Linked DNA regions of Mus musculus: all the other regions are linked to region 5. A link is a loop called in an ENCODE intact Hi-C map of the cell type or tissue named here. Cell type or tissue: heart. All regions are shown on one strand. Region 1 has its middle 84 kb from the start of BC046251. Region 2 holds the start of Tjp1 (tight junction protein 1). Region 3 has its middle 62 kb from the start of BC046251. Region 4 has its middle 2.5 kb from the start of Tarsl2. Region 5 overlaps Tjp1 (tight junction protein 1).

Region 1 (4,000 bases), 180 kb before region 5:
CTCAGCAGCCAGCAGAACAGAGAAGGCAGAGTTGCTGTGGCTGGAAGAGAAGATGGGGCGGAGAAGGCTGCCTGCATCTGCCAATCATCACCCAGCCTGGAACATCTTTGAGGTGTTGGGAACTGAACCCAAGGCCTTGCACAGGCTAAGCAAATCCTGTCACACTGAGCTATTCCTAACCTTCATCTTTTTTTTTTCAACATTCCTGTGGTTGCTTTAATGAAATTGGCCCCTATAGGTTTCCGTGTTTGAATACTAGGTCCTCAGTGAAACTGTTTGGGAAGGATTAGGAGGTGTGGCCTTGTTGGAGGAGGTGTGTCACTGGGGGTGGGCTCTGAGTAATCAAAAGCCCATGCTCTCTGTCTCCCACTTGTGGATAAGGATGTAAGCTCTCAGCTACTGCTCCAGTGTCATACCTGCCTGCTTCCTGCCATGCTCCCCGCCATGATGCTCAGAACCCTTTTCAACTGTGAGCCCAAATTAAACATTTGTTTCTATAAGTTGCCTGTATGTGTTTTATCACAGCAATGGAAAAGAGACATAGACAATTTCTCTAGCTCAAACTCACCATCCTCCTGCCTCAGCTTCCTATGTACTTATAGGATTACAAAAGTCCAAGCATCGCCTTGCTTAGACTTTAAAGCATGCTGTTTTGTTTTTGTTGTTTGTTTTGAGGGGGCAGAAATACCTCATGTTATGCAGCTGACCCTTCATGAAATCTGACCGCCTGCTGGGAGAGGAGTAAGGTTGGCGAGGAAGGGTCATGTGCTGTGGAACCTCAGCTCTTTTTTATAAGCTTAGAGATAAGCTAACAGAGTCATTTTCTTTCTTCTGGCAAGACGAGAGTGCAATGTCAAGTCACCCTCGTTACACCCTCACGGGTGATCCAGAGAAGACTTATTCTTCAGAGCCTTCCCTGGGGGCTGCTCGAGGGCTCAGTATTCTGGGCGTCCCCTGACTGTTTGCGGTGATGCCCCAGCTTTAGAGTCACCAGCAGGCCTGGGCAGCAGTTGTGTTTCCAAAGACTGACATTCGAATATGCAGCATGTGGGTCTTCAGGCTACTCTAACAAAATGTGCGTGCTGGGTAAGAGTTCTACCGCTGATCTCCATCTCCAGAAGGCTCATGGGCATCTCACTGTATCCTCAAGTGGTGGAAGAGGCAAGCAAACTGCCTTCAGCCTGTTCATCGGGGTGCTGATCCTATCCATGAGGCCTCCACTCTCCTGACCTGGCCACCTCCAGAGGCCCCACCTCCTGATGCCACCCTCCTCTGTCACCTTAGGGGTAGGATTTGAACATATGAAGAGCACGGGGCAGACGTCAGCCACAGCACTTAGGTAGCCAGAACGTCACTTTTCCTGCCTTCAGATGTGACTGACTAGCACCGCATCTGCTTTCAGCTGCAGCGTGCTGAGGGCTGGTTCCGGGGCCTTGTGAGTACTCAGTACAAACTTTGGAAATGGCAGGGACAGTGTAGTGTGTGTAGACTCTCTGGGGTTGGGTGAGAGTGTGTCTTGAATTAGAACCAGAGTTTGCAAACATTCCAGAGGAGACAAGTCTCACCCCAAAAACAGGTGGGGAGGGGGCGCCAGACTACAGAGTGGGTTCAATGCAGAGAGAACAACAAAGACCCCCAAGTTCCCAGATGCCTTTTGGGCTGTCAGTACCAAGAGCAGTCGTATTTGACATTTAATATTGGCTAATGCCTCTTGTGCATCAAAGCAGCACACGCACAATACAGTCCGTGGACTGGACACCATGTGAATTGGCCCTCGCCATGGGCTAAGAACTTGACTACTGCACTGCAGCCCTGTGGAGAGCCTTGCTTAAGGGATTGTGGGGGCAAGCTGGCATGTCTACACTCCAGCAGATACCCAGGTTGTGTGTTCACATCGTCCAGGACACGGAGCCTGGGGAGGATGCTTCTGCCATGTAACCTATTTCTCAGCCCTTCAGCAGGCCTCTGATGTTGTCATTGTAGATGTGGGCCCCAAGGGCAGGCTGGCCGGCTGTCGTGGCCTCTCAGCCAGCCACAGGGGGGCAGTACTCTCTAGCCTGTGTGGTTCGGCTGCCTGCTGAAACAGTCTGGTCTAAGACACTATTTTGTTGCGGCTATCTCTCATCCATCACAACTCTACATGAATTCATGACATGTGGGCTTTAGTGTAGATGTAAAAAGTAGTGAACCTTGGCCCACTTGAGTTGCTGACAGCAGTGGGCAAGTGGGGATTTAAGGGACCGTGACCCTGTGCTTGTCTGAAGGTGGATAATATACCATGTACTATGGTAAACTGGGGCAGTGATGGACCACCAGTGACCCTGTTGAAGGTGGGAATCACTGCAATACATCTTTGAAGCCTTCTTTGCTACCAGTAATAATCAGGCTTTACTTTATTTAAGTTCATGAACATTTATTATTTCTTCTGGAGGGGAAAATACATACATACGTACATATATAAGTACATACACATGCACACATACATACATACATGTATTCCTGACTTTCGAACTATTTTATTTTATTTTATTTTATTTTATTTTTGATCTTTCAAAAATCGTATTCATGGATGGTGGACTCAGGTGCTTCTGGGTAAAGACAGCTGAGTAGATGACAATCTGCAGAAAGGGGAACAGAGAATGCCGCAGGCAGGAGTGAGTTAGAGGGAGCTGGGGGGGGGGTGGTGACTTCTCTAAGTGGATTTCTGCTTGGAAAGAGAGAGTGGAGATTCTGAAGAGTAAGATTCCTGCTGAGGGATCAAGGGGGGGGGGGGACACCTGGGGACCGACAGGCATGGTTGTGGAGCAGATGGGATGACCCTGTCCTGCCCTTCACCTGGGTCAGCAGTGGGGTGTGAAGGGGATGGGATGACGCCAGCAGTGGAATGCTGGCTTGACAGGTTTCAAAGAGAAGTGCAATAAAAGACAGGAGAGCTGTGATTCTAAGTGAGGGCACATCTCATCCCAGGTGATTCAGAAGGGACCACGGCTGCTGGCTCTGTGTAAAAGATGAGAGCAGCCTAGAAGTCCAGTGAGCAGATGGGAGTGGGGTCAAGGCTACAGCCACGGTTTTTGCAGTTGTTTGAAGTGGCAATTTTGTAGCCACAGTAGGCATCTGTTTACCTTGCTGTCTTTGCTCTGGTTTTCTTTTTTTTTTGTTTTTTTTTTTTTGGTTTTTTTTTCCATTTTTTATTAGGTATTTAGCTCATTTACATTTCCAATGCTATACCAAAAGTCCCCCATACCCACCCACCCCCAATCCCCTACCCACCCACTCCCCCTTTTTGGCCCTGGCGTTCCCCTGTACTGGGGCATATAAAGTTTGCGTGTCCAATGGGCCTCTCTTTCCAGTGATGGCAGACTAGGCCATCTTTTGATACATATGTAGCTAGAGTCAAGAGCTCCTTCATAATGTTGTTCCGCCTATAGGGTTGCAGATCCGTTTAGCTCTTTGGCTACTTTCTCTAGCTCCTCCATTGGGAGCCCTGTGATCCATCCATTAGCTGACTGTGAGCATCCACTTCTGTGTTTGCTAGGCCCCGGCATAGTCTCACAAGAGACAGCTACATCTGGGTCCTTTCGATAAAATCTTGCTAGTGTATGCAATGGTGTCAGCGTTTGGATGCTGATTATGGGGTGGATCCCTGGATATGGAAGTCTCTACATGGACCATCCTTTCATCTCAGCTCCAAACTTTGTCTCTGTAACTCCTTCCAAGGGTGTTTTGTTCCCACTTCTAAGGAGGGGCATAGTGTCCACACTTCAGTCTTCATTTTTCTTGAGTTTCATGTGTTTAGGAAATTGTATCTTATATCTTGGGTATCCTAGGTTTTGGGCTAATATCCACTTATCAGTGAGTACATATTGTGTGAGTTCCTTTGTGAATGTGTTACCTCACTCAGGATGATGCCCTCCAGGTCCATCCATTTGGCTAGGAATTTCATAAATTCATTCTTTTTAATAGCTGAGTAGTACTCCATTGTGTAGATGTACCACATTTT
Region 2 (4,000 bases), 52 kb before region 5:
GAGGAGATAAGATTCCTCCAAAAGTGTTTTTCTTTAAAAATGATTTTTTAAAATTATTTTTGTTAGGATACAAATTAATAGGTTTCATGATGGCACCCGCACCTTCATTTCTGTAAATGATGGGACCCTTCCCTTGCTATTTGGAAAAGATATACAAATATAGTTTGGTTTAGATATTAAGAATATCTATTCACAAAAAAAAAAAAAAAAAAAAAAAAAGAATCCGGGCGTGGTGGTGCACGCCTTTAATCCCAGCACTCAGGAGGCAGAGGCAGGCGGATTTCTGAGTTCGAGGCCAGCCTGGTCTACAGAGTGAGTTGCAGGACAGCCAGGGCTACACAGAGAAACCCTGTTTCAGAAAAAAAAAAAATCTATTCAACTTACCTAGTGCAGCTTATAGTTCATGTTAGATAATTTAATTTGGTTACTCAAAATACCACTGGAAAAATTTTAAGAATGGTTACATTATTTGGAAATTTTTAATTGACACACTTTTTAAAGCAAAGTGTTCTGAAAGTGAAATGGTTTTCCTTGATTTCATTTTTTTTTTAAAGCCATGGCAAGATAAGACCAATCAGGTAAATTAGATGTAGACACGATGTAGTGATCTAATATTTAGCTTACATAATAGACTTGATAAACTGATTGACCAAAGAGAAAAGGGAAGGAGTAGGCGCATCAAACTGCTAGGCAGGTTTGCAGAGTGCATCTCTTATTAAATGGTAATGCCCTCCCTGGTATGAAAGTCCTTCAGGAACCGCTTTCTCAGCCACAGCACACCCAAGTCTTTTATAATGCTGTTTTCTCATAGGATAAATTTAATCACCCCCTTTGAGAGAACACAGGACACTTTGCCTGTGAAATAACTACACACACCACAACTAAAACAAAACAAAACAAAAAACAAAACTGACTTTAACTGTTTTCCTACATGCCGAGAAACAGGGTTTGGTTTGCACGATGCTCTTTTCTGGTTCAGCTGGCTTAGAGTTACAAAATACTTGACTTTGAAACCTTAATTGATGTTTACATTTCATGTATGGATATTTCCAAGTTAGAATTAGGTTTAAATTGGTCATATAGTTGAATTCTCAAAAGACAACAATAGTCTAAAAGCCGATGCTTCTGTCTCCCTCTTCCTTGTATGGCTACTGTAGCACTATGCTAGGTACTTTAGGATGTTATCTAATGTTACTAAATTTTTCTAATATTCCTTAAGAGCTTTGCAGTATACAGAATGTAAATTAATGAAGCTCGAAATAGTTTTCTACCTAATTTTTTTTTTTTTTTTTTTTTGGTTCAGCAAGACAGTTGGCCTAAGTTTGCACAGTGGCCTATTGAACTTGTTGAATTCCGCGTGTCCTTACATCCTTTTCTGGTTTAGAAAGGCAGGCAGCCTGCTCTGTCTCTTCAGGGGCCAAGAATTTCAGCAATCTTGATAGCCTAAAATATTCTATTGAGATCCCTGTCTAGCGAGGCGGGAGAAGGGGGCTGGGATTATCTCAGTGTCCAGATTTGTACCTGGTTTATTTAAGGCAGTCGGTTTGTCCTGAGCCTTCTAGAACGCTTCTGTTGTGCTTTAAACAAAAACATATCTCCAATGGGGTAACAGTGCCGAGACACATGGTGACAGTTGTGACCATTGTTACTTGCGAGGCTAAAGAAACCACAGTTGGGTATTGGCCAGGCCGACCTTAATTGTCACACTCCTGCGTGGGGCCCATCTGGGGTTGCTGGTTGAGGAGAAAGTAGACAAGTCTGTGTAGGGAGTCAAAAAGCTTTAGTACACAGGAGTTTGGGGTTCTCGGGGGTGGGGGTGAATCGAATTCTGCCGGATCTGTGATAAAAACAAACAGGATGGATCGCGCGGCAGCGGAAACCGCCTAGCAAGTAACTTGGGTAGCCGAGCTTTTCCTTCCGCGCGGGGGTCGGACCCGGCCTGGCCCCGCCCCTCGCGGAGGCCCCGCCCCCGCCGGCTGGGCATGCTCAGTGGCCCGGTCCGGCAGGTTTTGCGTGGCCGCCTGAGTTGCCCGCGACGGCTCTGCCCGCCGACGGCACGTCTCTCGGCGGCCGCGCGTTCCGGGGAAGTTACGTGCGGGAGCAGGCTTTGGAGGAGACGCCCGAGGGTGTAGGGGACAGCCGGAGGCCCGGGTACTGCGGAGCGGCGAGCCGGCGGAGGGCGGCGGAGGCCGAGCAGGCGGCCGGGTGTGCCCCGCGGAGAAGCCCGGGCGGGGCGGACGCTTCCCGGACTTTTGTCCCACTTGAATCCCCTCCCCGTGGGCCGGGCCTTTCCGGCCTCCCCCGCCCCTGCCCCGCTCGTCCCCGGGAGATGTTTATGCGGACGGTGGCGTGAGGAGCGGGCGGGCCGGCGGCGCGGAGTTTCGGGTCCGAGGAGCTTCGCGCGGCGCGGAGAGAGACAAGATGTCCGCCAGGGCCGCGGCCGCTAAGGTGAGAACCTCTCGGCCAGCCGGGCGGCGGGCTGGGCGGCGGGGGGCGGCGGGGGAGCCTCGCCCCGCCCTCCCCGCGGCGGCAGCCGGGGGCGACCGCGGCGGGGCGGTGAGGGAAGGCGGGAGGGCGGGCTGGGGGTGCGCCTGCCGCCCGGGCAGGTGCACGGCTGCCGGTGCCTGGCTCCGGCTCGCGCTGGGAGGCGACGTGCAACAGGTCCCGCGCCTGGAAAGTCGCCCCGGGTGAGGATTCTCAGGTCCCGGGAGCGTGTCTGCGGAGACCCGGGGGTGTCAGCTGCAGCAGGAGGGTGGGTGGGTAGCCGCGGGGCTGGCTCTGGAGGAGTGGTTGGTACCCGACGAAACCCTATAGTTTCGATCTGATGTCACCCGCTGCGGTATGCGCAATGGCAGCGATAAAGCTTGGAGACAGCAAAACACTCAGCTCTAGAGTAGCTATGGTTTATTTTGAGGTTTATTATTTATGTGAGGCCACAGAAGGAGGAAAGTTTTTAAGCACTTTAATTTCAACTTTCAGAAGTAGCACAAAGTGTCCCTACACATGGACAGTAAGATGGGTGCAAACCAAAAGAGCCCGGTGAATTCTGCACAAAACAACTTGCCTATTTTCCTGTGTGCTTTGAAGTGTGCTTCTTGACAGTGTGTTATATTATTATTACATTAGGCTAAAATTCTTAAAGATGAAGTAGAATCCTTCTTTTGTACGTTTTAATTAAAAAAAAATCCTAAAGTGCTTGCTTTTTCAATGACAGACATACAGTGTGAGAAAAATCAATCCGTTATTCAAACAGCTTAAACAGGTGGTGATTTTATGTAGTTTTCTATTTGAAATACTTAATCATAACCTTTGAGAATAGATGGAAATTTCTGAATTCTTGACAGGACCTTGTTTCTTTGGCAGATACAAGGTTTAGTATAGATTGTTTTAAGGAATAGAGTATTGCTCCTGTAGGAGTAATTTAGTTTGTATCTTTTTTTTTGAGCAAACATTGATAAGAGATCTAAAAGAAAGACTGGGTCCAAAAACTAGAATCAGTGCAACATTTGTTACTTTTAAAATATAAGTGATGATATTTGCATTTGCTGGGACTTCCTTTCCTGGGATGAAAGGCTTTGTTGCCATATTACACAGAATGTCAGTTTGTTTCAGAGTGTGAGCTCTGGTACTTGTTAGTCAAGACAACACACTTGGAAAGTGTTATTCCAAGAGAAGTGTTTCCAATAGCTTGCTGTGGCAAGGTGATTTAGAAGGTGTGCTTTTACACATAAATTATGGTATTGAGATCTTATGGCACATAGGGGCACCTCTGTAGTTAAATATTTGCGTCCTTAGCTGGGAACTGAAGGGTTATTTTCTTGGATGCAGTCTTACATAAAGCCAGGCCCTCCCTCAATGAGCTAGTGAATGCAGTGTTAACCAGTTGCCTCCTTCCCTAAGTCACATTTATTGTTCTCAGGGAACCCAAAATGCTTAAGCTCCAGCTCCATGGTTGTTTTACATAGGGTGCTTTTGTTTCTCCTACCCCTGTGAAGACATA
Region 3 (4,000 bases), 200 kb before region 5:
ACCACCAAGGTGTGCCTGCCACTGCAGCACCCCTAGGGTTCTTGTGTTAATGCTGGTCACTGATGTAGTTCAAGGGCATCTTAGCTGGGTAGAACTGTTGGGTGCCTCCCTTGGCAGCTTGCGTGGTGCCCTCTGGTACTCTGATCGTCAGGGAGGGGCTTTCAGGTTAGTTCCAGCTCAGGGGTCTCTGAGCCCTGTCTGAAGGGCATTGTATCTTCAGCAATAGGGCCTATTACATGGCTTTTAAATAAGCAAATTATGGATATGGTTCTTTTCACAAATATAATGAATAGCCAGTTATTATTAATCTATTACATGAATGAAGTATTGGGGCGTCTCTAATCTGATAACTATAAACTACAAAGAAAGTTTACTACCTTTAAAAAACACTTTAATTACATCTATTTATTTGTGTGTGCGTGTGAGAGAGAGAGAGAGAGAGAGAGGGAGGGAGAGAGAGTGTGTGTGTGTGTTTTTGTGTGTGTGTGTGTGTGTGTGTGTGTGTGTGTGTGTGTGTGTGCGTGTTTAAGTCAGAGCATAGTTTTCAGGAGCCAGTTCTTCCGTCCCACCAGGGTCCCTGAGACTGAATTTGGTCTTTACTGGCTAAGCCATCTCTTCCGTCCATCACTACCTTAGTGATATGTCCTTGTAGGGGTTGGTGTCCTGTAAAAGCCGGCTGCCACACTGCCCTCAGTACCCCAAGCCTCCTGTTCCCACACCTTTGTTCAGAATCCCCTTTGCGGCAAACAGTCCTGCACTACCTCGTTAGCATTGCCTTGAGTCCGTTAAGGCTAGTAGTCACTCCTGGTTTATTTACTGTTTTATGTGCCCGAGCATATTGCCTGCATGTATGCATGGGCACTGTATGTGTGCATCGTAACTATGGAGTGGAAGTCACAGAAGGGTTTTGGATCCTCTGGAACTGAAGTTGTAGATGATTGTGAATCACCAAGTAGGTGCTGAGAACCAGACCCTGGCCCTCTGCAACCGTAGCAAATGCTCTTCACTGCGGAGACATCTCTTTAGCCCCTAAGTTAGTATCTTGTAGAATGAGTGATAATCTTTGTGAACAATTTTCTTCTTATGTAACTGCTTCATTTTTACCATCTTATTTGTTTATTTGGCCCAGTTCTTCATTGTTACTAAGATCTGTTACTGGAAACTTGAAAGGGGTGAGGCAGAGCGGCTTGAAAGTGGTTTGTACTATGTGGGGTGTGGTCAGAAGTAACTGTGAGCCAAGCTTCCAATTCGCACACATATTGAGTGAAGGCCAGAGGCTCCTGGACACATTTGGCCTCCAGGATGGGGAGCAGAAAGACATTCCAGCTGAGAGAAGGGCCTGGGAGAGGGAGAGGCGGTGCATGGTGGCAAGGAGGTCTGTTGCATCACTGTGTGTCTTAAAAGAGTGATATTTCAGTTTCTTGGGGGACTTACAGAACTTCGCTGGCTTATGTCAGAAGGTTCTAGGACTGGATTTGGACAGCAGCCAACAGCCAGCCAGGGGGTTGCGGCTTCAGGTGTGACATGATTGATAGGGCGAGATTGATGTTTACTTTTCCCTGGTGGCCTCATCCAGGAGATTGCACACACAAGGAACTACGAGGAAATGATAAACAATTTACTGGGTTGGTAATAACGTTTGGGCAGGAGCCAGCTAGTCCCCAAATGAGGGCCTTCTCTAGGAAGCCGACTGCAGTACCCTTCATGGCCAGCAGGGGGAGCATGCATGCTTCCCTCCTGGCGGCTAAGATAATGGAGCCTCCAGTATAGCCCACACCTAGGTCAGTTAATACAGCCATTAACTGGGAGCCGGATTCCAGGAGCCAAGAAAAGGGCTACATTGGAAACAGAGAGTCAAACTCGAGGGCCCTAGGGTCTTGCCTTGTGGGCACATAGGCTATGCCCAAGAGGAAAATGTGGTCCCATAAGAAAATGAGAGGAACATGAAGAGAGAGACCTCCCCTCCCCTCTCACTACACTCAGCTTTCTCACTCTGAAGTCCAGGCTGGCTTAGAACTCACTACACAGAGAAATCCCCCTGTCTCAGTCTTCCATGCTGGAGTTATAGGTGTGAACCACCAAACCCCACTGGAACCTGAGATTTTGAAGGATTTAAACCGTTGTCCTGAGTCACACGGCTACTCCAGAAGATGTCAAGGATCTGACCCTAGTGCCATTCTGTCCTCCAGTTACTCCTGTCTGTAATTACAGCAGAGTCCAGCTGCCCTGCTTTAGTTGATCTGATGTGTGTAGTACTCCTACTGAGACAACACTCATCATTTTATAACTAATGAAATTTAGGGTTTGGGAAAGAACAGCTTTCTTGTAAGTTAGTCGTTAATTTCTCCTTAATTTAAGAGAAGTTATGTAAGGTGCTTAGACCCATGCTTCCCTGTCAACAAAAAGAGCTCCTTTGAGTGTTTCTGGAACTGTCCTCGAGAGTCTGAACTACTCGGTTGAGCTTCATAATACTAGGGTCAGAGAAAGGAGGGACACCTCGGGGAGAGAGGAAGGAGGGAGGAATGAGGGAGGAGGGAGGCAAAAGGCCTGTGCATTGGGGAAGGAGAGATTGATTTTAGATTGAGTTTATTTCATGTCAAATGAAACTGTGTTTGTTAGTTAGTTAGTTAGTTTGTTTGTTTGTTTGGACTTACATGGGTCTTGTCTTAGGGTTTCATTGCTATGAAGAGACACCATGACCACAGCAACTCTTGTATAGGAAAACATTTAATTAGGGCTGGCTTACAGTTTCAGAGGTTTAGCCCATTGTTGTCATGGTGGGAAGCATGGCGGCATGCAGGCAGACACAGTGCTGGAGAAGGAGCTGAGAGCTCTACCTCTTATTTTTTTTGGTTTTTGGTTTTTCGAGACAGGGTTTTTTTGTATAGCCCTGGCTGTCCAGGAGGTCACTTTGTAGACTAGGCTGGCCTCAAACTCAGAAATCCACCTGCCTCTGCCTCCCGAGTGCTGGGATTAAAGGCGTGCACCACCACGACCGGCTTTAATTTATTTCTTTATGATAAAAATATTCAGTATCCTTTCTTCTAGCTGTTTTGAAATATAAAATGCATCATTTTCTTTGGTAGGACTTCTTAAATGTTTTCCACTTCTAAATCTTTTTTACCAAGATAATTTTAAGTGACCTCAGCTATATAGGCATATAAAATAGGTATTCATATAACATTTCAATAATAACAAATTATTAAAAACTTATTTTAAAACATTCTTTAGTATACATATAATTTTGTTATTCATTAGATTGAAGCCGGTTTGCATAGGGAGAGGGATATGCTTGTTTAATATAAAAAAGAATTCAGTCTTTGCGGAAAGTTTGTGCTGCTTGGCACAGCGCCTTCACCATGTCTCAGAGCTGGGCAGCATCTTGATTTGATAATCAGTCATCAATCCTGAGAGTGCTACTTTTCATAAGTATAAAACGATACAGGTATGTTTAAGGCCACTTCAGAAATTGTTGCAAACGTTATCATAATCCCAATTCAAAATTCATTTAACAGGTTTTTTCTCTGAAACTCAAATCAGCAATTCAAAGGGCAGTTTTTGTTTATGTAGGCATGTATGTGTTAATTTATTTTTGAGACAGGGCTTCTCTACATACTCCTGGTTGTCCTGGAACGCACTATCTAGACCAGGCTGGCCTAGAACTCATAGAGATCTGCCTGCCTCTGCTTCCCAAGTGCTGAGACTGAAGGCATGCACCACCACACTGGGCCATAGAGCAATTTTTAAAACCAAACATTCTAACCCAGCAAAATTCAGAGATATGCTAATTTGATACTTATACATTAAAGACTGACGGCAGGAAAATATTGTTTGTTTTCTGCATAGAAACATACATCGTGTTTCTATAAGAGCAGAAACCCTATCTTCAGTTAAAAAAAAAAAAATGCAGTGAATCCTGTGTGGCCGTCTTGAATCTGAGCTGGTATCGCAGGCAGCAGCACTCACCGGTGTTCCCTGGCATCCTGGCACAAGCTATCAA
Region 4 (4,000 bases), 320 kb before region 5:
CATCTTTAGCGTTTGGAGGCATGTCCAGGTGCTACTGGAAGTGTGTTCAGTCTAATGAAACTGGAGTTTGAGATATTGAAGCCCAGAGGAGGTGCGTCTCTTGACCAGATTGTCCAAACCGTTAGCAAAGCCTGATGGATTTCTTTCATTCCCCTCTTAAATTCTTGCAGTCACCACACTGTGCAAACAGGTTCTGAAAAGCGGCCATTGAAAATAGACCTTCATGCCAAGGCTGTGCAAATACAGTGGCACTTGGCAAGGACACACAGAAGAGCACTACAAAAACTTCAGCCTGGCCAGCACAACATTGTTCACTATTTGAGTCTAGAGCAAATGCTGTTTATAACTGTCTTAAGATTATTTTAAGTAGAAACATTTGTGCTATCGGACTTTGGAAACAGTGGTCCGCAAAGAATTAAGCTCTCATCCTGGAGCAGGAAAGGGCTGAAGCCCTGCTGCCCCCTGGGGGAGGAGTTGCCCTAGGAATTGCTGGACAGACTGGAACTAAGCCGATGATGGAGCCACACCTCCACCACTGGCCTCTACTTAAACTTAAACCTCATATTAGCACCCCAATGACGGGCTTGGGGTAGGTGGCTGAACCCCTGTAGCTGTTCATCTTCCCACTGTAACCACAATGAATAAATCTCCTTTCTCTGCTTTTTATTGTTAACTGTCATTTTAATTGGCATGTTTCAGAGGGTTAGCTGAGCTTATGTCGTTGAAACTTCCAGAAGCCAGGCTTTGACTCTAAAGACTCCAGTAATAAGTTCACACATGACTTTGTTTCTCTTATAACCATGAGCAAGAAGCTTCCTGTGGCAAGAACAAAAGTTGGCTTTTACTGTTCTTAAGTTCCTAGAATGTGCCAAGACATGAACGAAGCGATTTGGAAATAGTCACTTCTTAAATCTTCATTAAAAGAGATGATACCATTATACCCATGTATAATGCAGAAACTAAGGCACAGAGGGTAGCATTTAGTCAAACATGTCTCATGATGTAATCTAGGTAATGGAGGCAATAAGAGTTCCAAAATAGGGTTTATCTTGGGGTGGGATAGTTCAAGGGTGAGAAATTACTCTGAGAAATGGAGTCTGGGTAATGTGAGCAAGGTGGACAGACAGGTGGATAAATGTAACTCTGGGGAATAGGTGGAAGGAGCTGAGGAGTTAATCAGATTCACAGATCACTCCCAGCAAGAGATGCCATTGTCTTCCATGTGGAAATTGAAGACCTCTTCTGTGGGAAGAAGAGGCACAGCTGGGTGCAGTGGTGTACATCTGTACAGCACTCCTGGAGGTGGAAGCAGTGGTAGTGGTGGATGGGGGTAGCCATCAGCTTAAAGCTAGTCTGGGCTACATAGCAAGATAAAAAAAAAACTAGAAAGAAAGCAGAAGGGAAGAAGAAAGGGGAAGAGAGAAACAGAGAGGCTAGGATAGCTCAGTGGTGAAGTGCTTACCTTACAAGCATGAGGACCAGAAAGTGATATCCAGCACTGATGGATAGACACAGGTGTATCCCTGGGGGCTTGCTGGCCAGCCAGCTTATCCTAAACGAAGAGTCCAGGTTTTAGTGAAAGGCTTTATTACAAGGTAGTGGGTTCCTGGGGAATAATACTCCAGGCTGTCCTTTGACCTCCCCATGCAAATGCACACATAGGAAGATGCATCTGCACACTCACAGGCAGGCACAACACACATCTGCACACATGCACACACACGTACACACACTTGCACACATACATGCATACACACATGCACACACAACACATATCTGCACACATGCACACACATGCACACACACATGAACACACACATACACATGTACATACACATGCACACACAACACACATCTGCACACATGCACACACACCATAGTGCCACAAGAGGGAGCAGAGGTACAGAATTTTAAATGAGAAGAATAAAATACTACAAACGTTAGGAGCGCATGAATCTGAGAACATATAAGAACTAACATTTACAATGATAAAAACAAAAGAATGAAAGCTATCGATTAAAAACTCTAGAAAAGGGCCGGCAAGATAAACCAATGACAATATCAAAGAAAACTGCATGTAGTTTTCCCCCAATATCCACAGGTAATTGGTTAATGGGAAAGAGTTATTTCCCAAAGATATCCCATAAGTGCTTCAGTCCTTTACATAACATGTCCAAATTCTTGCATTTAACTTGGCTGCACCATCCTGTCTTCCTTACATCATCTCTAATGATGTACAGTGTAGATGCTGTGTCCACTGTAATGATGTGTAGGAAGGAGTGGGAAGAGAAGACTACATGCTGTATAGCTGTGATTCTTCCTAAATACTTTCAGTCTATGGTCCATTGAACCTACAGAAACAGAATGAATAGAAATGGAGGGTCTACTGTATACATGGCTCTTGCTGGGAATTTATTCTGTAGATATATTTCTTTCTCTTTTTTTCTTTCTTTTCTTTTTTTTCTTTCTTTTTTTTTTTTTTTTGTTTTAGAGCTTTATTGTAGAAAGGCAGAGAGAAAGAGAGAAGGTAGAAGGAGAGAGGCTGGCCATGGCCACGTGGAGAGAGAGGAAAGGGAGGGAGAGGAGAGCTAGAGATGAGAATGAGAAGAGCTTAAGAGCTGTAGATATATTTCTAAGAACACTAAACTGCATTGGTACAAAAATTTAACTCAATGATGTGTGTGTGTGTGTGTGTGTGTAAAATTACATAGATGCTGGTTTCATCAATTTAATACAATGACCCAATGGAAGATCATGTAGCAGTTTAAAAGCCATCAGGGAGATCTTTGTAAATTTATATGGAGGCAGCCAGGCGGTGGTGGCGCATGCCTTTAATCCTAGCACTCGGGAGGCAGAGGCAGGCGGATTTCTGAGTTTGATGCCAGCCTGGTCTACAAAGTGAGTTCCAGGACAGCCAGGGCTACACAGAGAAACCCTGTCTCAAAAGAACAAAAACAAAAACAAACAAAAAAATGTATATGGAGGCATTTCCTGGAGGTACTGTTAACGTGAAAAAGAGCTAAGTTCAAAGGAGCTTAAGTGACATGTTACATAACCTGTCTACATCTACTTATCAGCCCAGAGAGAAACTGAGGTGTAGACCAGCAAACAATGAAATGAGCTATCTACAAAGGACCAGGAAGGAAGAAACCAGTGGAAGACACCCAGAGAATCACCCTGCTCTGGCTACATCCTTTTGCTGTGTTGACTTTTGAAGGCCTATAAACAAATAACATGTATTTACAACTGATAAAGCACTAGACACATTTGAGAGAAAATTGAAGCAAACATAAATTCCAATGATCATCCAAACAGAAGACAGTAGAGAGGGAGAAAGGACGAGTGATTTCACACAGTCTTGGCCGAGGGAAGGTAAAAAACTGTGAAGAAATACTGATGTCATTTCAGGAACTCAAATGGAAAGAGACTGGGTATATACTGACTCAGGATCCCGAATTCTCCCTGTAGAAGAGAGATATTATGGAGGAAGACCAGTGAAGAAGTAGATACAAAGTGGCAGTTAGGACTCTGACAAAGAGGACTTGCCCCCTCCCACCTCTCCACAGTGATGAAGAGCTATGTCAAGGTCGGAGCATGTGAACCCAAGATAAGACAGGAGAAGCCTGTCTTCTTGTGGAGACCAGGGTAGGGCTCCTCACTAACACGACAACGATATGTCATGGGGAGGCAAGAACCAGCTCAAAGGACTTTGACTAACTAAGCTGGGGCCATTTGTACGTAAAAGTAATTAAGTACCATAATGAATTATAAGCCACTGAAAATATAATTATTCACACATTCATACAAATAATTCTTTGAAACTGAAAAAGAAGCAGAGCTTAGCTCACAAACCAATGTCAAGGGCTAAATGGGGAATCAGCAAGCAGAGCACTTAACCTCATATAATAAAAAGACAAACAAGCATTTGTAATTAAAAATACTAATATCATAAAAGACTAAACCCATAGAAGTGTTCCAAACTAAAGAGAACTGTTGCCAT
Region 5 (4,000 bases):
TTTCTACCTTGTTTTTCACTCGTTTATCTATCTAAGAGATAGATTTTCCCATACTTATGATGGTTTTCTTATAGGAAGGAAGAAGCCACAGAATGTGACCGCACAGTGTTTAGTTTAGTGTGTGGGCAGTAGTGTTGTCCAGAGGATTATGCCCACATTAGACTCATTGACATTTTAAGATATACAGTATTAGAGTTAGCATATTGCTTTTTATATTGCTTTTAATTTTATTTTGATGCAATTTAATGATGATATTTATTTTCTAAAAATCAGATTTTCATATACTAAAATTTGAGCAGATTTTAAAATTTCCCCCTCTACTACTTTCAGATGTCATTAAAAAAATCCCCCCCCACCTCTTGTTTTTTTCAGATTTTTTTTTTTGGCTATTATACAGCAGGTAGCATTTCTCCTGAAGAACCAAGTTTGTAGGTTTCACATGGAGGGAAAGCAAGTTTGAAGGTTTCTAAAACTTAGCTTTAGGGGATAGTATATTGGTTTATGCAGATTATGCCACAGCCCCACATGAAACTTGAGTTAAGGGATAGAAGCATTTCTGTCAGGTTTTGTGGTGTTGCCGTCTGTGCCGTCCTGTGAAGCGTGTCTTCTGATAGTCTCCGTCTGTTACTGCTTACTCAGTGGTGCCACTGGTCATTCCTGCCTTTTCTGACCTGAGCCACCAGAGCTGCTTCCCTTCCCCCCACACAAGCATCACTCTTCTCCTTAGTGAAGCAGTCAAGTAATGACACGTGTCCTTGGGCTGCATTAGACATGTATAAGGTAAGACAAGGCTGTCCCACAACGTCCTCTCCAGCTCCTCCTGGCCCAGTACTTACACTTCTGGGATACACGTGAGGTGTCTAACTGCAGACCTCCAGGCCTCTGCAGCAGCCTAGAGGGTCTCAGCCCCCCATGGCTGACTGGCTCCAGGCAGGGATAGCTTCCCTGTGTCTGGGTGCCACAAATGAGACGATATTTTTTTGTGTCACTGAGGAGGAAGGTGGGAAACTAAGCTTCAGACAAAGGACAGAAAGCATCCTTAAGCCTATAGCTTCTGGGATTTTTAGGAATATTAATGGGATTGAAGAACATTGAAGAAAAGATAAGCATGTCAAAACTCAGATTTAAAAAAAAAACACTTTGTTTATAGCAAACAAGAGTTTATTATAATTTTACTTTCCTGGCCTTAATAAAAGCAAACTCATCAGTATAATTTTTAAAATCTTCATCTCATGTTAGATGAGGTATTTATCACATTTGATACTTTTTCCTAGCGCATTGATTTTTCTGTTGTGACCTTTTTAAAAGTACCACATCATAATAATCAAATTATTTTGATTACTAAAGTTCTTGCCTCCTTAGTTTACCCTGGAGTAAGCGCCTCACTTGCCTTCTCTTAATCCTGGTTCTCTTGGGAAACGTTGTCTGACCTAGTATAGGGGTTTTACAGGGGTCAAGGGTCAGGGGTTAGGGAGTAGATGGCTACCTCCTTTAGTGATTTCCCCCCATTGTGATGGAAACATTTTTGCTTTTTACAATAAATGAATAGGGGCTTTCCTTGATGATGTGCTACTGACCTCTAGTGGGCAGAATCCATACTGCAAAACATGCCACACTGTACATACAGCATGGCTCCATAGCCAGGTACTATTCCAGTGTGACTGTAGTGCCCACTCTGAGAAATTATGATCTAACCAGTGGAAATGCTGTCTTGTTTTTGTCCTGTCTCCATGAATAGAAAGTGAACCACGAGATGCTGGGACTGACCATCGTAGCTCTGGCATCATTCGCCTTCATACAATAAAGCAAATCATAGATCAGGTAAGTTATTATAAGTGGACCTATCCTATAGAGCTTATGGTTTGATGAGGGGAGAGATTCCCAACACCATTGCTGATGTAGCCTGGGGTAATTAAGCCCTTACTGTATAGAAGCATTAATAACAGTTTCAAAAAGATATCTGTGATCACCATCAGCAGGACTTCATTGCTGTAGAAAGACTGATGTTGAGATGTATTTAACCCTGTGTTATAGCAGTGCATTTCCGAGCATGTGTCTGAAAGGAGATGTCAGTAACATTAAGTTGCTGCACTGACTTACAGAATGGACAGAGGTAGTGGTTGTTAGCTTACAAGTGTTATGGCTGAATCCTAAAAATAGCTATAAGCCAGGCAGTGGTGGCACATGCCTCTAATCCCAGGACTTGGGAGGCAGAGGGAGGTGGATTTCTGAGTTCAAGGCCAGCCTGGTCTACAGAGTGAGTTCCAGTACTGCACAGGGAAACCCTGTCTCGAAAAAACAAAACAAAACAAAAAAACTGAAAAAAAAATGTTTTTAAATTGAGCTAGAAATTCTGATTACAAATTTTTAATGAGTGCTCCTGAGACATAGCAGTCACCACGTTCAGCTAACATGGAAGTATAGCGGAGCCTGCAGCGTTTTTTAAGAAAATGAGTTTTTATGGTGCTTTGTATGTATTTTCCTTCCTGTCTCTAGGATAAACATGCTTTATTAGATGTAACGCCAAATGCGGTTGATCGTCTTAATTATGCGCAGTGGTATCCAATTGTTGTGTTCCTTAACCCTGACTCTAAGCAAGGTGTAAAAACAATGAGGATGAGGTTGTGTCCGGAGTCTCGGAAAAGCGCCAGGAAGCTATATGAACGCTCTCATAAGCTTCGTAAGAACAATCACCATCTCTTCACAAGTGAGTATAGGATTAAACGCTTTCTTTCAGCTTACAGTGTTCAGGCAATAATATAGAAGTGAAAGGTATGTTGTTCAAATGCTAAGCTTTTATGGTCTCTGCTTGGAGAGCTTACTGGTGATATAAAAGCAAAAATGTTTGATTGAAAGGAGAAGTGTAATGCCAAATAGAAATTTGAAATACTTGTACTATCTCCTCAGACTGATGGTGGACAGGGTTGGGTGTCCCTTGGGGCAATGTTCTAACCATTAAACTACGTTGTTCATTAATTTTCAGCTACAATTAACTTAAACTCAATGAATGATGGTTGGTACGGTGCCCTGAAAGAAGCGATTCAGCAGCAACAGAACCAGCTGGTGTGGGTCTCTGAGGGGAAGGTATGGCTTCCTACCACTTTTCACACTTGCTAAATTACATAACTAATTAAAAATGTCTTTGGTTACCTTTTTTTTTTTCTTCTTCTTATTAGGTAAGATTTTTAAGAAATTTTGGAAAAGCTTTTATAATGCTTTTTTTTTTTAATCATTTGTATATAAAGTTGAAAGCATAACATTTTCTCCTCAACTAAATTACTAGTCTACTGGGATTGTCGGTTAAAGAATTCTCAGATTACACTAAAAACCATTTTTGACTCTGTCCTTATGTGGCTGGGGAGAGATAACTTTGAACTTGCTTCAGGTTCCTCCCCAAGGTGAAGGGATTTCTGGCCTATAAAGACAAGTACTGTGGAGGGAACACCGCCCTCCAGTGGCCACCAGGAGTATAGCAGGAGCCACTAGCCACTGAAGCTCCACAAAACACTGAAAGGAAGCACTGTGCCCTCCTCGCAGTTCACCTTAGAAATTAATCCCCTCCACGTCCTCCAGTGGCACCTTGAACATCCTTAACAACCAACTGGAAAGCAGTAACCAAACTAGTGTGGATTTGGACAGTATTAAAGCAGCCGCTTTCTGGTGTCAGCTTGGTCTAGAGCAGTCTTTGATGGGAAAGATCTGTTTGTTGGAGAGAGAATTGTTTCCGTAAAGTACACTGTTGAAGGAATCTTTGTTTTTAGTGCCTTCTGCCTTCGTCAGATCCATGTGGTTGTTAGGAATATTGAGAGTTCCTCCCTCTGCGTTTTTGGCTTGTTTTTTAAGTTTTTATGTTGCCTTGTTTGTTTGAGTTTTGTGTTTTGCCCCTGCATGGACCCTCCCTCCCTCCCTCCCTCCCTCTGCCTGGCTGTTGTGCGGATGCTCCCGCAGTGCATGCTGCATGTTCAGTGAGTCCTATCCAGAAACATGTGGCCTCTGAAGG

What was found. Hi-C counts contacts between places; a loop is a spot of excess contacts. Peaks named below come from ENCODE experiments on the same cell type or tissue, not always from the same donor. Only the 100,000 strongest peaks of a DNase experiment are listed, where the experiment ranks them.
Region 1: it touches region 5 in a loop (6-fold over the local background); 22 of 42 quality-filtered maps call a loop at or near these places.
Region 2: a loop joins it to region 5, with 3 times the contacts of the local background. A loop is called at or near these places in 7 of 42 quality-filtered maps.
Region 3: a loop joins it to region 5, with 8 times the contacts of the local background. A loop is called at or near these places in 24 of 42 quality-filtered maps.
Region 4: a loop joins it to region 5, with 4 times the contacts of the local background. A loop is called at or near these places in 24 of 42 quality-filtered maps.

What each region holds. Positions count from the first base shown.
Region 1 is chr7:65,496,190-65,500,189 of GRCm38, reverse strand. It overlaps a transcript of Tjp1 not described here. Among named protein-coding and RNA genes, the nearest start is that of BC046251, 84 kb to the left of the region's middle. In heart, a CTCF peak has its summit at 2,028 (motif pointing right); a DNase peak (open chromatin) is centred at 2,019; H3K27ac peaks cover 271 bases.
Region 2 is chr7:65,369,258-65,373,257 of GRCm38, reverse strand. It overlaps Tjp1 (tight junction protein 1), which reads left to right and starts at 2,014. Exons shown (of 27, transcript NM_001163574.1): 1 at 2,014-2,448. The coding sequence starts at 2,422. In heart, no CTCF peak of the experiment used is centred here; DNase peaks (open chromatin) are centred at 1,967 and 2,247; H3K4me3 peaks cover 2,677 bases; H3K27ac peaks cover 2,730 bases.
Region 3 is chr7:65,517,687-65,521,686 of GRCm38, reverse strand. It overlaps a transcript of Tjp1 not described here. Among named protein-coding and RNA genes, the nearest start is that of BC046251, 62 kb to the left of the region's middle. In heart, no CTCF peak of the experiment used is centred here; a DNase peak (open chromatin) is centred at 1,696; H3K27ac peaks cover 229 bases; H3K27me3 peaks cover 200 bases.
Region 4 is chr7:65,640,434-65,644,433 of GRCm38, reverse strand. No RefSeq gene overlaps it. Among named protein-coding and RNA genes, the nearest start is that of Tarsl2, 2.5 kb to the left of the region's middle. In heart, a CTCF peak has its summit at 1,888 (motif pointing right); no DNase peak of the experiment used is centred here; H3K4me3 peaks cover 91 bases; H3K27ac peaks cover 326 bases; H3K27me3 peaks cover 889 bases.
Region 5 is chr7:65,317,071-65,321,070 of GRCm38, reverse strand. It overlaps Tjp1 (tight junction protein 1), which reads left to right. Exons shown (of 27, transcript NM_001163574.1): 16 at 1,739-1,821; 17 at 2,497-2,707; 18 at 2,984-3,084. Among named protein-coding and RNA genes, the nearest start is that of Tjp1, 52 kb to the left of the region's middle. In heart, a CTCF peak has its summit at 1,588 (motif pointing left); no DNase peak of the experiment used is centred here.